Linked DNA regions of Homo sapiens: region 1 is linked to region 2. The links are chromatin loops, found by intact Hi-C in ENCODE. Cell type or tissue: gastrocnemius medialis. All regions are shown on one strand. Each heading gives the region's core, and the rest is flanking DNA. Links, peaks and the distances in the headings are about the cores only.

Region 1 (8,319 bases), core at 1,787-6,786, 170 kb after region 2:
GAGTTCGAGACCAGCCTGGGTAACATAGTAGACCCCTATCTCTACAAAAAATTAAAATTAGCCAGGCGTAGTGGTGCACGCCTGTGGTCCCAGCTTCTCGGGAGGCTGAGGCAAGACAACTGCTTGAGTCCAAGAGGTCAAGGCTGCAGTGAGCTATGATCGTGCCACTGCATTCAAGCCTGGGTAGGTGACAGTTGTGAGACCCTGTCTCAAAACACAAAAACAAGAAAACCCTCAAGAACACTTGGTTAGGCTACTTGTGTGCAGGCAATAGGGTTATTCCTTATCCTTGTCTGTAATTATAGAAAGAGTTAACTCCAGTGATTCTGATTATTTCTGTATTTTTAATAACAGTTGCATTCTGGTAACAGGATTCTTATATAAGCTCAGTCGGGTTTCTGAAACATTTGCTTCATCACCAAGAACAAAAATAGCTATCACCCTGTACGTAAGTAATCATTGACACATGTGAACCATTTGAAAATTTTATTTTCTCATATTGGCATAAACCAAGCAAGCATAAGAATACCATCAGAAGTAACAATCGAGGGCCAGGCGCCGTGGCTCATGCCTGTAATCCCAGCACTTTGGGAGGCCGAGGCGGGTGAATCACGAGGTCAGGAGATCGAGACCATCCTGGCTAACACAGTGAAACCCCGTTTCTACTGAAAATACAAAAAAATTAGCTGGGCATGGTGGTGGGCACCTGTAGTCCCAGCTACTCGGGAGGCTGAGGCAGGAGAATGGCGTGAACCTGGGAGGCGGAGCTTGCAGTGAGCCGAGATCACGCCACTGCACTCCAGCCTGGGAGACAGAGCAAGACTCCGTCTCAAAAGAAAAAAAAAAAAAGTAACAATCGAGGAGTTATAAAGTAAAGGCTTAGACAAATTTTACTTGAGGTGGACTTTACCTAAAACACAGTGAAAAGGAAGAGCAATGGTACATCCTGATAGCCTGGACCTAAGACATCCTGCCTTCTGAGCTGGCTTTGAAGGGACAAGTTGGTTTCTGCTAAGAACAGATCAACCAAGTCATATGATGTCAATGCTGAGAGTGGGGAGCATGTAAAGGGAATCTCCATTCATCCTCGATGGTTGGGAGATGGGGTGTCAGGTATGAATATTCCAGCTAGCTCAGAAAAAAGAGTTACTTTTTTAAAAAAAACAAATAGATTAGGGAGAAAAAGTAAAACATTCAGAAGCACTTCAGGAGTTAGACAGGCTCTCTTCATGAAGTCAGGCTCTTCACGAAGAACAGTTCTTATCATAAAGTATTGCTGATATAGGCAGAATAATGTTTCCTTGTCCACTGAATTCCCTGGAAAAAGTACTAGGCTGGATCTCAGGAATCTTGGCTTTAATCCGACATTTAGAACAAATGATGTGACCTCTCTCAGTGTCATTCTCTTCATGAATAAAATGAAGACGACTGAACTAACATTAGGTATGCAAAGAGCCTTCTACCTCTAAATCTTTTAAAACTATTCTAATTTTTTTAAAAATAAGTTTCCAATAGAAGCATATTTGCCAATTATTTATCTTTACAAGTTAAGTGCAGAAAAATACAGATTTAATATTTGGGAGTTCTGCTCAGTTGAATCCCAGATAAACAGAGAACCAATCCTTCACACTAGTTTTGCAAAGCAACAGGTGTTAAGAGTCTAGGCATAAACCAGTTTCCTGAAAGCAATGTGACCACCACTCTTTCCCTTGTCTTTGCCTAGAAAGATCTGTATATAGAACTCTAGGTATAGATGCCCGTTGGTTGGGCAGAGAAAATATTTTCATCTCAGGCTGGTTTTCCTGTTCCAGTCTTCTAACCCTTGATGTGTGTTCTGGGAATAATTCTTCTTGTTTACCCTTCAATTCTCATTACATTGCTAATTATAGCATCTCCATCAGACACTGATGGGGAAGGGAAGGAAAAGCACAGCCAAATTAGTCAATTCTTCTACTTTTCATTAGTTTCAGCAGTAAGTTTACAAGGAGAAGAAGATGGAACTATTGGTTTAAAAGATATTGGGGGCTAAACTGTCATTTCATTTATTTAGGTTGCGCTTCCAACACTTAGACTCACATCATGGCTACCTTTAAAATGATCTCTTCCTTAATAACAGAGAAATAACAGGATCTACTGAACAAAGCTAGATGCCAAAAATGCTGTCTCTCAGGTTGATAAATACCTGTGCAATCTGAAGAGGTTTAGCTTTATCTTTTGAGTGCTGTGCATGTGTTTCATATCAGCCAAAATTGTTGTATACTTGATCTAACACTCTTGCCTTTTTTTTTTTTTTTTTTTTTTTTTTTGAGACAAGGTCTTGCTCTGTCACCCAGGCTGGAATGCAGTAGCATGATCATGGCTCACTGCAGCCTTTACCTCCTGGGCATAAGCAATCTTCTTGCCTCAGCCTCCTGACTAGCTGGGACCGCAGATGTGTGCCACCACATCTGGCTATTTATTTTTATTTTTATGTATTTTATTTTATTTTTTACCTTTTTTTTTTTTTTTTTGGACACAGAGTCTCACTCCATCACTCAGGCTGGAGTGCAGTGGTGCGATCTCAGCTCACTGCAACCTCTACCTCCCGAGTTCGAGCAATTCTTGTACCTCAGCCTCCCGAGTAGCTGAGATTACAGCCGTGCGCAACCATGCCCGGCTAATTTTTGTATTTCTAATAGAGATGGGGTTTCACCATGTTGGCCAGGCTGGTCTCGAACCCCTGACCTCAAGTGATCTGCCCACCTCAGCCTCCCAAAGTGCCGGGATTACAAGTATGAGCCATCACACCCAGCAATGCTATTGACTTTTAAGTGGAATTGGAAGATTAGTTTTGACATTATTAAGAAAATATATTTTAAGTTATCCAGGACAGCTAGATGAATTAACAGGATTGAGCCTCTGGAAAGGTGATTTCTTATGCAGGCATACACACATCTGTCTACATACACACATACAGCCATACAGATAAACATCCATGCATGTCCAACGGCAATAACGGCAGAAAGTCGCATCCTGCCTTACTATGCTGCACAGGCTCATATGATCTATTCTGTTTCATCCAAAGAGCATCAAGAGAGTTCAAGACAGCCGGGACAATAAACCCTCTTTCTTCTTTGAAATGAGTTGGGAAGGGAGATGGAAGGGGAGAGTTTTGGGGGTCAGAGCCAATCTTCAGTCCACATTAATCTTTGAGCAGCCCTGACTTACTGGACTAGACTCATCAGACCCCTGTTTTTTTCCTAGCACTTTTCACCTCATGTTGCTTTTCTGTTTTTTCTCTTTCTTGTGGATTTTTCCAAAATATCTCCAGTTGCTTAACAAGGATTGATGCGATTTAGAGGAAAGGTACAAAAAGCATCAACCACTAGCAAGGCTAGAAGGCTCAATGCAGCCACTTGGCAAACATCGGATTGCCTTTGGAGCTCACTCCTTCCTTTTGTCTCAATTTCCTGCCTTGTGCCTTCCACCCAATGCCCAATGCTCTATCATCCTGTCTGCCTCCCCTCCTACCTCGAGGCACCTGCTCTCCTGTCACCAGCACTCAGAGCCACCTAACGCCACTTTCCACACAAAGGCACTTCAGCACATCTGTCACTTGAGCCTTTTCCTCGACAAGGCTCAGCTCTTGGAAGCGTCAAGCCCCACACCTGGGGGAGAAGCAACAACTCTGCCATTCCAGCCATTTAAGGAGAATGTGGTCTTTTCAGTGGAGAAAAACTAAGAATGATTACAAACTAGAGAGGGATCAGGCAGAGGACATTTAGTCACAATTCCACAGCCATGTTGTCAGAGATCTGAGCCTGGCCAACTCCTCATTATCCACATGAATAGAGAAAAGCTCAAGTGTGGATTATCCAAGTCATCAAAACAGAAATACAATTCGATTTCTTGTTTGGAATGCGCTTTGGTGTTAACATTTAAATATGGGTGTGTCTAGCTGTTCGCTATTCTGGGAATCCTTGTCAAACAAAATAATGAAGCTGTAGCATGAAGGCAAGGCTTGGGCTTGCTGAAAGGCAGTCCTGTTTCCCTTTCCTGCCCCTCCCAGCCTCTGCAGAGCCCAGGGCAACTCCTCCTGGGAGCTCACTTCAAGCAGGGCAAAGAGCAACATAGGAGCTTAAAGCCGAGCAAAATCCCTGGAACATTCCCTGGAGAAGTGAGGACAAGGCAGGCAGAAATGCTAAAGGGACACTCTTCAGGAATCCAAGGAGCTCCCAGGCTAGGATTTGGCATTCTGGAAAGAAAGCATAGAAAGTAGGGGCTGGGGCAGACACCAAACACGCAGAGGCTCATGGAAGATGGGGCCTCCTCAAGGAGAAAGCCGCACTGCAAGTCCGGCAGGCAGGCAACTGCAGGCGCTGCCAAGGCCAGCTTCTTTGCCACAACTCGGGTTACTCTGGCTGGGTCAGCTGACCTGCAGCAAGGGATTTGGGGCCTTGCACCACTCAGGCATTCCACACCTGCTCCAGAGCCAGCAACAGTGCTGATGGCTTCCCTGAGATCCTATTCCTGGGTCAAGATTAGGTAGGCCACAGACTCTTAGGGAAGGCATCCCTCACTTCTTTCTAGTGGCTTCTGGTTAGCTGTCTCCTTCTCAATTGTGCTGAGAAGCTCTCTTGTCATAGGGAGCATCATAGGGAGTTGCTGTTTGGTCTGGTTGTACAACCTCTCTGGGTGTACCGTGGCAGAGACAGCCCTATGTGTTCGACCAGAACGCTCTTCTGCTGCACACAGAGGAAGACCACATTTTCCAGCCATCTCCATCTCACTGGGTCCTTGTACTAATTCCAGTCAATGTATTGTGGGCAGAAGCCATGTGGGCCACCTTTTGTTGGGGCCCCTAGACCTCCCAAATAACCTTCCACGTTCTCTCTCTCTTTACTCTTTGGCCAGTTGAATACAAAGGATCCAGCAGAACCCTCCAACGCCGTGGGGGATGCCATAGTGACAAGGCAGGAGGAGCCTCATCGGCCACCCAGGAAATCCACCTGGCCACAGAAATCACACTGTGCTGTGTCTGAGTGAACAATTAACCTTAATCATGCAAAGCCACCAAGATTAGAGGGTGGTTACAACAATTAGCCTATCTGATTAATACACATAATCGGTTAGCAGGCCGCAGAATCCTACAGCATCCCTCAGTTTTCAAGCTCCCTTGTTTTTTTTCTTTGTTTGTTTTTAGAAACAGGGTCTTGCTCTGTCACCTAGGTTGGAATGCAGTCATGCAATCATGGCTCACTGCAGCCTCAAACTCCTGGGCTCAAGTGATCCTCCTGCCTCAGAATCTGGAGTGGCTGGGACTACAGGTGCATAGTCACCATGCATGGCTACTTTAAAAACATTTTTTTTTGTAGAGATGGGGTCTCACTATGTTGCCCAGGGTGGTCTAGAACTCCTGGCCTCAAGTGATCCTCCTGCCTCAGCATCCCAAAGTGATGGGGTTAGCTCCCTTGTTACTATCATAATATATATACAAATCAGCACAGAAATTACAGCTGAAACCAGGTCATTATATTCCTCTATAGTACCTTAAAATTTTACCAGTGATGAAGAGGATTTCTGGTATAGATCTTAGACAAAATAGAGACAGGAGCTCCTCTTCCCAGAAAAGCATTCTGTGTCAAGCACTGATTGATTCATTCATTCATTCATACAAATATTTATTGACTGCCTGCTCCCACACTGAAAGGAGTTAGGAGATACAGTGTGAAGTAGATCAAGTCAGACTTAATGCCCTCATAGAGGAGTCCACATTTGAAATAGGCCAACCACAAACAAATCATATAGACTCTAAATGTCATGTAACGGTAAGTGCTTTGAAGAATGAAACGGGATAAGGGTACAGAGACTGAGGGGGCTGTTTTAGAGGAGGCTTCTGCATATCTGATTCCCCAGGCTTGCACTCGATGGGAGGCTGCCAATCAGACAGTGGGGAAGGCAAGCAGGTGGGCTAATAGCACTTCACTTGCATAGAGGTTTCAAGACCTTAGGAACCAGAGCAAAAGCACACACGTCAGGACTGCTGTGGACAGAGTCATCCCAAGGAATGCCTATGCCCCAGGGTCACAATGTAGAGCCCATGGGCTTCAAAGAGAATATGATACAGTTAGATTCATGTTCCACCAATAATTGTTGAGTGCCTACTCCGCAAAGCACACTATGCGCTACACTTCCCCATTGTTATTTACCTGGTAGCCGGGCTATTCAGCCATGGAAGCTTCATTGATTAGAGCTATTCTTAGGGTGATCATATACCCCAGTTTGCCAAAACAGCTCTGGGTTACAACTGTTGTCCCAGTAAAATTATTTGAGTGTTCCCTTTCACTTTCAAAAGGATCTCATTTGGACAGTAAGTTACATGATCACCCTAGGGATCCTTATCTATAGCAGGATAATAAACTCAAAGTCCCAAAGTGGTAAAATTAGCCTTTCATTCAACAAATGATTATTGAGTGCCTTCTACAGTGCCCAGTGAGTGCTCTGTTAGGTTGCCCAGTGCTCTGTTAGGTGCTGGAAATGCAAACGTGAATAAATAAAACATGGTCCTTGCTGTGGAATATCACATTGTCATTGGGTAAAACAGATACACAGGCAGACACAAGAGAGAATGCAATGATAGAAATGAACGTTATGGGTGATGTTAGCATCAGAGATGTTGCTCTCCCTTGCGGCACTCGTGCTCACCGGGAGAACTAAAAATGAAGCCATGCTTCTCTACAGCATCATATTCACCCAGAACTGAACAGGATTTTAAAAATCTAATTTGGATTTTTATTCCACTTTTGCTATTTTTTCCAGCCCTTCCTTCCAATCTCCCTGACCTCTAGATGCTGGACTGCCTCGGGGGGCATCCTTTGGACTTTTTCTTCTGCACACAGATTCAATCTTAGGGGATCTCTCAGTTCTCAGTCTTCCTTCAGCTCTAGTGATTAATATCCAAATTGTAGTCAACATCTCCACTTGGATACCTGATAAACTTCTCAATCCTAATCTATCAAAAGATTGCTCCTCAGAACCTCAAACCATAAACACCCTCTCATCTGTTCTTCGTAAATACTCCCCAACTTAGGCAAATGGCAACTCCGTTCTCCCAGCAGCTTACACCAAAATTTTGGAAGTTGTCTCTGACTCCTCTTTTTCTCTTACATCCCAAGTTGAATCCTTTAGCAATTGCTTTTGTCTTGTCTTGTTTGTCTTTTCTTTTTTCCTCTCCTCTCCTCCCCTCCTCTCTCTTCTTTTTTTTTCTTTTTTCTTTTTCCTTCCTTCTCTTTCTCTCTGTCTTTCTCTCTCTCTTTCTTTCAGAATCTTACACTGTTACCCAGGCTAGAGTGCAGTGGTGTAATCATGGCTAACTGCAGTCTCAACCTCCTGGCTGAAGTGATCCTCCTGCCTCAGCCTCCCAAGTAGCTGGGACTACAGGGCACTATGCCTAGCTAAATTTTTTTTTCTAGAGATGGGGTCTCACTATGCTGCCCAGGCTACAGGAAATGCTTTGGGCATTACCTTCAATATACACCTAGAATCTGCTGGCTTATCACCGCCTGCTAATCACCGCCTGGTCCAAGCTAGCCCTGGTTCTTGCCTCCTTGACTGCAGAAGCTTCCTAAAGGCCTCCCTGCCCTTCCCTCAACCCTACTTGGATTGTGCTCAATACAGCACCCAGTATTACCCCATTTAAAAAGACAAATCCCTTTGTAACTCACCTGGGCAACATAGCAAGACCCCTTCTCTAAAATAAAATAAAATACAATACAATACAATACAATACAATACAATACAATACAATACAATACAATACAATACAACCATGCATGGTGGCATGTCCCAGTAGTCCCAGCTATTTGGAAGCTAAGGCCAGAGGATTGCTTGAGCCCAAGAGTTCAAGGCTGCAGTGAGCTATGATCACACCACTGCACTCCAGTCTGGGTGACAAATGAGACCCTCTCTAAAAAAAAAAAAAAAAAAAAAAAAAAAAAGTAGTCCCACCTGCCAGGAGATTCCCACCTCTTTCAAAATAAAAGCTCTAGTCCTTACAATGGTTTCATGGGCCCTAGGTGATCTGGCCTGGGATTACCTCTCAATCTCTTTTCCTCCCATCCTTCTCCCATGTTCTTGCTGTTCTTTGAAAACATTACATCCCTGCTGTTACCTCTCCTGTCTTTGTTCAAATATCACTTCAGCGAAGCTCTTTCTAATAATCCTATTTACAGTTTCACTCCTTATTCCTTTTCCTGCTTTATTTTTCTCTGTAACCTTATTTCCATCAAATAGGGTTGCCAGATAAGATACAGGACTGCTCAGTTAAATGTGCACTTTACA
Region 2 (8,319 bases), core at 2,086-7,085:
AGCCTTGTAGTATAGTTTGAAGTCAGGTAGTGTGATGCCTCCAGCTTTGTTCTTTTGGCTTAGGATTGTCTTGGCTATACAGCCTCTTTTTTGGTTCCATATGAACTTTAAAGTAGTCTTTTCCAATTCTGTGAAGAAAGTCATTGGTAGCTTGATGGGGATGGCATTGAATCTATAAATTACCTTGGGCAGTATGGCCATTTTCACAATATTGACTCTTCCTATCCATGAGCATGGAATGTTCTTCCATTTGTTTGTGTCCTCTTTTATTTCGTTGAGAAGTGGTTTGTAGTTCTCCTTGAAGAGGTCCTTCACATCCCTTGTAAGTTGGATTCCTAGGTATTTTATTCTCTTTGAAGCAATTGTGAATGGGAGTTCACTCATGATTTGGCTCTCTGTTTGTCTGTTATTGGTGTATAGGAATGCTTGTGATTTTTGCACATTGATTTTGTATCCTGAGACTTTGCTGAAGTTGCTTATCAGCTTAAGGAGATTTTGGGCTGAGACAACGGGGGTTTTTAAATATACAGTCATGTCACCTGCAAACAGGGAGAATTTGACTTCCTCTTTTCCTAATTGAATACCCTTTATTTCTTTCTCTTGCCTGATTGCCCTGGCCAGAACTTCCAACACTATGTTGAATAGGAGTAGTGAGAAAGGGCATCCCTGTCTTCTACCAGTTTTCAAAGGGAATGCTTCCAGTTTTTGCCCATTCAGTATGATATTGGCTGTGGGTTTGTCATAAGTAGCTCTTATTATTTTGAGATATGTCCCATCAATACCTAGTTTATTGAAAGTTTTTAGCATGAAGGCTGTTTAATCTTGTCGAAGGCCTTTTCTGCATCTATTGAGATAATCATGTGGTTTTTGTCTTTGGTTCTGTTTATATGATGGATTATGTTTATTGATTTGCGTAAGTTGAACCAGCCTTGCATCCCAGGGATGAAGCCAACTTGATTTTGGTGGATAAGCCTTTTGATGTGCTGCTGGATTCAGTTTGCCAGAATTTTACTGAGAATTTTTGCATCAATGTTCATCAGGGATATTGGTCTAAAATTCTCTTTTTTTGTTGTGTGTCTGCCTGCTCTGACATTTTCTATGCTAGCAGCCTAAGAGCCTGACCATGAACTTATTGACCTGCTATGAAACTCCCTTCTGCGAATTTTTGTTTTTACAGTATTACTTTTCAATAACTACAAGGTCTTAGAAAAAACAAATTTCATAAATGTTTCACTTACTCTACAGAGCAATACTTCTTTTCATTTGTTTAAAATTCTTTTATCTTTTGGGCCAGGTGCAGTGGCCCATGCCTGTAATCCCAGCATTTTAAGAGGCCAATGTGGGAGGATCACTTGAGGCCAGGTGTTTGAGACCAGCAGAAAACACAGCAAGACCCCATTTCTAAAAAAAAATAAAAACAGAAAAATTAGCTGGGCATGGTGGTGTGCACTTGTAGTCCCAGCTACTCAGGAGGATGAGGTGGGAGGATTGCTTGAGTCAGGGACTTCAAGGCTGCAGTGAGCTATGTTTGTGCCACTGTACTCCAGCCTGGGCAACAGAGAAAGACCCTGTCTCTAAATAAATAAATAAATAAATAAATAAAATAGATTTATTTTTGAATATTCAAGAAATAACTGTTCACATTCAGACAGTCTCACATTAGTCTTACAGTTGTTGCCCCCTCTTTGTTTTCATCTTTAGAGACAGACAATTCATCAATTCCTTTGCCCTGATTTCCTACTCAGCCTTGCATGTACACAGGATGGAAGATTCTGGCAATTATGAGCCTTCTTTTCCTTAAATTCCCATAGGGAATGATAAGCATCAAAGTTAATCATGTTGGAATAAAAGAACAGCCACACAGATATTCAATAATTCGTCCCCCTGAGGAACTTCTCCCTCTAACCAGTCTAAAATCCTCCTATGCCACTTAAGATCATTTTTGCTTTTTCAGTCTGAGTGTTTCAGAGGCAGTTTGTTGCAGAAATGGGAACTCCTCTGGCTGCCGGGCTGGTCAGTGAGGTCTCTTTTCTAAAGCTATGCATTCAGAATATGGTCAACAAAGGAATCTGTCTGCATCAAGAAGTTGCTGCTGTTGTTCCTGTTTTCACATGAGTCTTATTTTCAAATTCCTGAGGGCTCACAGAAGAGTGGGAACATCTTGTGGCTACCCTTTCCCCGAAGGCCGACTACGCAGTGGCCAGACACCAACCCCCGCCCATGGTCACATTCCAGACAGGCATTTCTAAGACAGCACCATGATTAAAAGGAAACTACTCCATCATTAAGACTCCAGACCTAATATCAGCCCGACCATTTTTCATGGAAATTATTTCTGCAACCAAATTCTATTGGAAGGCGGTTTTCACTTTACTTTTTAGTCTTCCTTTCTCCTGGTCTTCTCTATTTTCACTGAAGAGAGAGTAAAGGAGAAGTGGCATAAATTCCACTGAAAAGAATTTCAGCTGGGCTCTGGATGAGAGGAAAGGGCAGGGAACCCATCACTCTGTGGAAGTACAGATTTAGACACGATAGGTTGTTGGAACCTGGCGTTGGGATAAGTCAGTGCTGCTGAACCCATCAATTTCTTTCTTTACCTTTCTTCTTTGTAAATTTCTAGGCTCTAAGCCTCAGAAAGGACTTGTGTGTTGCTGTCACTTGGCTCTGTCTGAATGTCAAAATGCTTCTCCCAAATGAGAAGTAGACACCTTGCATCCCAGGACAGCACCCGAGGGAGACCATTACACAGACACCAGTGATGTCTAAGACGGGTCCAAAACACAGCTACTGTTCCCCACACTTTCTCTTGCATGTCTTTTAACACCATTTGCGAAATGCACCATGCTCAGCCTTCCTGCATTTCTCCCAGCCCCCAAATACACTGAAGCAATAGAAATGAGGACTTATTCAAGTGGAGAAACTAAGAGGCAGGCAGGTTTATCTCCAGGCACAGGCAGACTGAAGTGAGGGAAGGCTTCCTCTCCTCTCAGGAGCCGGAGTGGTGTGAGGATTCCATCTTGTCCTGGCTCCACCCTCAAGTTGCCTAGCCCTCCCCTTTCTGTGCTGCCTGAGCTGGGGAAGGACTCCAGTGACAAACTGTGGCACCACGTGCCAGTGTACAGGCCGGGAACTGGGCTTTCCTCACTCTCCTTACTCCAGGCCCCGTGGCTGGGGGCTGGCAGTAACAGTGTCTGATGCTCCTGGGGTTACATGAGGGGCCAGCACTGGGGTGAGGTCAACAAGACGCATACCTCCAGTGCAAAATTTAAGGGTCTCCCAAAAGCTCAGTGATCATGATAAATAATGTCTTTGTGCAATACTTTTAAAAAGCAGGTGGGTGTGGTGGCTCACGCCAGTAATCCCAGCACTTTAGGAGGCCAAGGCAGGCGGATCACGAGGTCAGGAGATCGAGACCATCCTGGCTAACATGGTGAAACCTGGTCTCTACTAAAAATACTAAAAAATTAGCCAGGCATGGTGGCAGGCACCTGCGTCCCAGCTACTCAGGAGGCTGAGGCAGGAGAATGGCGTGAACCCGGGAGACAGAGATTGCGGTGAGCCGAGATCGTTCCACTGCACTCCAGCCTGGGCGACACTGAGCCAGCTGGGTTGATGTTGCCCTTGACAGCCTCTTTGTCCAAATCCATGGAATGTACAACAGCAAGAGTGAACCCCAGTGTAAACTATGGACTCTGGGTGATATCAATGTGTCGGTCTCATTTCATTGATCGTAACAAACGTACCACTCTAGTAGGGTATGCTGATCATGGGGGAGGCTGTTCATGCGTGGAGGCCAAGGGTGTATGGGAACTGTCTGTACTTTCTGCTCGATCTTGTTACAAACCTAAAAAATTGCTCCTAAAAAATAAAATGATAAAAAAAATTCATGATAAACCATCAAAATTTTAAATAAAGGCAAGATCAACAGGGCTTCATGAGAGAACTTAAAACTCTATGGATTGAGATAAAGTGACAACATACAGATGCCAAAAGACACCCAGGGCTTCCAGATGGCATCAACAGCGGGTTTCCAGGGGGGTTACAGCTCAAAGTATCCAGTCGGCATATCTGAGGCCCCATGGAGTTGCAGCTGTGCTTCTGGGCCACCCAGGTGCTGGTAGACACCCTGCTCATGGCCGGGGCTCTCTGGGGAGCACTGTTTATCCCAGGAACCCGTGCGTCTGTGTGTTAAATAAGGCCAGGCAGGCGGGGAGTTTCCCAAAGACTAAGCTGAGCAAGGCCCCTGGGAGGGAGACTGCATTTGCACTTGCTGTGAGTCACATTTTCCTTTTTATTTCCCGTCCAGGCTCAACTGGATTACGCCATAAGGGCCAGGTGCGGCTGGGGGGACATTCCCCAATCGGCCACAAAGAGGCGGTCAAGGGCAACATCAACCCAGCTGGCCCAGTGCCAGCCTCATTTTCTGGAACCAGAGCTTCCCTTGGCTTTGGCAAGAAACTTCTCATTTCTCTCCTCTCCTCTTACTGTGTTCCTTTGTTTCTATCCAGGAGTAGTGAAAAATGGCAGGCCAAAAAGCCCCTCACAGGGAGGGCAGAATAAACAGGTCAGATGCATTTTTCAGCCTGCTGTGACAGCACACCGGCACTCTACAGCAAAGGATGCTGAGTAAAATGGAGCAATTTGCAGAAGCGTGGCCACCCCGTGCGAAAACACCCGCCACCCTCAGCCATTCCTTGGGCAAGCCGGCCCCAGCTCCTGCAGCCTCTCTGCCCCAAGGCTTGGTTCCTGAACCCAGCAAGTCTCAACCTGCACTGCCAACCGTTCTTGGCTGCAGAGGAAATTCCTTCCTTTAAGACAAAAGATCCATTATCCGACAGAGTCAAAGTTCCCCCAGGTATGGGGGAAGGCGGACAGGCATTTATTCTTATCTTCGTTTTGGTTTGCAGAGCTGAGGTTATCTTTACAGAGACCTGAGCTCATTTCCTCCAAGCACAAAGGAGAAATCCCATTCCTTGCCTGGCTCCTAAGTGTGAGTGGAGTTAAGAAAGCACAAGTTTCAGGCCAGACATGCTGGCTCATGCCTATAATCCCAGCATTTTGTGAGGTTAAGGTGGGAGGATTACTTGAGTCCAGGAATTCCAGACCAGCCTGGGCAACATAGTGAGACCCCATCTCTACAAAAAATAAAAAATTAGCCAGGCGCCTGGGTGCGTGCCTGTAGTCCCATCTACTCTGAAGGCTGAGATGGGAGGATCCCTTGAACGTGGGAAGTCGAGGCTGTAGTGAATCATGATCATGCCATTGCACTCCAGCCTGGGTGACAGAGCAAAACTCTGTCTCAAGAAAAAAAAAAAAAAAAAAGAAAAGAAAAACCACAAATTTCTTGAATCCACACAGAAAGCCCCAGCCTGGTGACGGTGTGGAAGCCTGTGTCATCTTGACACTGTCTTGGCCCATGATGCTCCTTGGGTGTGTCCCTCCCCTGTGTGTCCTTGTCCCTTCATTTGTAAGATCATGTTAATGGGAACTGGAGCCCTGGACTTCCCACTGCTGCCACTTAATTAAGTGTGTGAGCTCAAACAAGCAAACACACACATAAACAAAAAGCACATTTTCTGTGGTCTTCTCTCATTTATACAATGAGGATCCTAGATTACTAACCTAAGATCAAATTTTAATTTGATCTTAATTTGATCAAAATTTAATTTGACACAAAATTTAATGTTAAATATTAATATTGATAATACAAATAATAACAAAGTTGTAGGGTTTTTTTTTAGGACAGCTAGGACAATGTCTGAATTCAGTCTGCTTGGGTCATTATCTGCAGCAAAGGAACTAAAATCAGGGTACCTTCTCTCACATCAATCTTTTTCTTTCTTCTCCCAGCAAGGCATTTGCTCAGTTTTACATGGCAGAGTTCAGCTGTCTTTTGCACGTGCTAGACTCTGAAGGCTTTTGCATGTTGACTCTTTTCCTGTCCCCTCTTATCCCCAAGCCCATCTGTTTGCAAACACAAGTACCCAAATCAGAACCTTAACATGGCAATGAAGCATAAGAAACATCTGCCCCCTTGACAGAGAGGTCTAAATCCTCACGACTTGTCCATTTTGTTAAAGCGCCAAAAAAAGCAATTAAAAAAGCAAAGCAAGATAGAAAGTAAACTTCCAATACAAAAAAAAAAAAAAGGAAATGATACGTGGTAAAATCATAAAAAGAATCCTTCTGCCTTTCAGAAAAGCTGTGCCCTACACACACCAAGCCCCTCTATCCTTTCACGTGGTAGTGGGAACAGCCTCGTGTTTATGGTTCTTATGAACAGTCATGCAGATGTTAGCCACATTGTCCCTTTTTGTCATCTCCTCCACTGGACTACCAGACAGGTGCAGCAGGGCTGGTGGAAACCCACACCACTGGGTACAAATGCCAACTGTCCTGGCCTCTGGGACTGGAGAGGAGGGTTGCAAGGTGAGAAGAGGATCATTCTACGGTCAGTTCCTCACAATTTCCTATAGAGCACTGGTCCCTAATTTTTTTTGGCACCAGGGACTGGTTTCATGAAAGACAGTTTTTCCATGGATGGCAGATGGTTTCGGAATGAAACTGCTCCATCTCGGATCATCAGGCATTAGTTAGATTCTCATAAGGAGCATGCAACCTAGATCCCTCACTCATGCAGTTCATAATAGGGTTCAGCTCCTATGAGAAGCGGATGCCACAGCTGATCTGACAGGAGGCGGAGCTCAGGCGGTAATGCTTGCTCATCCTCTGCTCACCTCTTGCTGTGTGGTCTGTTTCCTAACAGGCCACAGACTGGTACTGGTCCATGGCCTGGGGACTGGGGACTCCTGCTGTATAGTAGCAGGAACATAGGTAAAATACTACTAGCCTCTTGGCTTGAATTGCTAATCCCAACCACTTCTGAAAGTGCCCAGCCTCAAAATCAGCTTGCACTTGACCTGATTACCCAGCAGGCAAATCCTCAATGCTTGATATTAAACCAATGAAGTTTCCCAGTACTAGAGTATTTGCAAATCAAGATCAAATTAATGTTGAATGAAAGAGTATAGGTTCAGTAGTATAACAACAAACGCATTCAGTAAGAAAGGGGCATCAGAAACTGCCTTCTAAAGCTTACCCAGAGATCTTTCTTTCGTCTGGTTGGTTGACCTCACCACAGGAAGGCTCGCACGAGTCCGGCTGCCTCTGGAAAAAGGGGTTGGAGCATCCCCCTCAGACATGGCTTCCAAAGAATCAGCGGACGTCTCTGATAAATGCTCGACCGGGTCACCCAGACTGGGTGGTTGAGGACTGTGAGACAGTTTGGGGCTCCTTGTCTGCAAAAGGCATTTTAAAGAAAGTGGGAAAATAGACTATTATTAATCGTGTGGAAAATATGTCCAATGCCATTTCTATTAATCTGGAAAAATAATATGGCAAGGGGTAACAGTCCATCACAAGGGTTAGATAGGGAAAACTAAAGACCCAGTGGGTCAAAGTATCAGTTGTGAAAATTACCGGAAAATAACATTGCCCTTAAGTGTTCCATTGTATTTATTTATTTATTTATTTATTTATTTATTTATTTATTGCCAGAGTGCAGTGGTGTGAGATCGGCTCACTACAACCTCCACCTCCGGTTTTCAAGCAATTCTTGTGCCTCAGCCTCCTGAATAACTGGGACTACAGGTGTGCCCCAACATGCCTGGCTAGTTTTTGTGTTTTTTAGCAGAGATGGGGTTTCACCATGATGGCCAGGCTTTGAGTACTTTGAGTACTCTTGAACTCCTGACCTCAGGTGATCCGCCTGCCTCGGCCTCCCAAAGTGCTAGGATTATAGGCGTGACCCGCTGCACCTGGTCTCCATTAAGATTTTTATTGTTTGACTTATGTGGTGCATTTTGAACAGGGAGTTGAGGACAAGCCACATTATAAGAAAGTGACAGCAAAACAATTCCTTTTGCCCGACAAATTCTAACAGTGCTTTCACAACAGATGGGACTGTATACTCTTCTACGCACCCTAGATGGATGAGCTACTAATACCAGAGTAAATTGAACACAACTGGTCCTTCAGAGTCTCATACCAAGACTGTTTCCACAATCAGTAAACTCACATTGCAAGGGAGATTTTTATTTTATTTTATTTTTTCTGAGATGGCGTTTCATTCTTGTTGCTCAGACTGGAGTGCAGTGGTGCCATCTTGGCTCACTTCAACCTCTGCCTCCTGGGTTCAAGCAATTCTCCTGCCTCAACCTCCCAAGTAGCTGGGATTACAGGCATGTACCATCATGCCCAGCTAATTTTTGTATTTTTAGTAGAGATGGGGTTTTGCCACGTTGGCTAGGGTGGTCTCAA

What was found. Hi-C counts contacts between places; a loop is a spot of excess contacts. Peaks named below come from ENCODE experiments on the same cell type or tissue, not always from the same donor. Only the 100,000 strongest peaks of a DNase experiment are listed, where the experiment ranks them.
Region 1: a loop joins it to region 2, with 3.0 times the contacts of the local background. A loop is called at or near these places in 7 of 110 quality-filtered maps.

The regions. Positions count from the first base shown.
Region 1 is chr10:24,211,019-24,219,337 of GRCh38, reverse strand. The region is part of intron 1 of KIAA1217; the gene reads right to left. Among named protein-coding and RNA genes, the nearest start is that of KIAA1217, 6.0 kb to the right of the region's middle. RefSeq lists an enhancer at 4,341-4,929. In gastrocnemius medialis, for the core only: no CTCF peak of the experiment used is centred there; DNase peaks (open chromatin) are centred at 2,398, 3,547 and 4,397; H3K4me3 peaks cover 1,930 bases; H3K27ac peaks cover 5,000 bases.
Region 2 is chr10:24,379,848-24,388,166 of GRCh38, reverse strand. It overlaps KIAA1217, which reads right to left. Exons shown (of 21, transcript NM_019590.5): 3 at 7,100-7,298. Among named protein-coding and RNA genes, the nearest start is that of MIR603, 110 kb to the right of the region's middle. RefSeq lists enhancers at 4,433-4,592, 4,743-4,822, 3,920-5,119 and a silencer at 7,028-7,224. In gastrocnemius medialis, for the core only: a CTCF peak has its summit at 4,354; DNase peaks (open chromatin) are centred at 3,086, 4,266, 5,400 and 6,376; H3K4me3 peaks cover 538 bases; H3K27ac peaks cover 5,000 bases.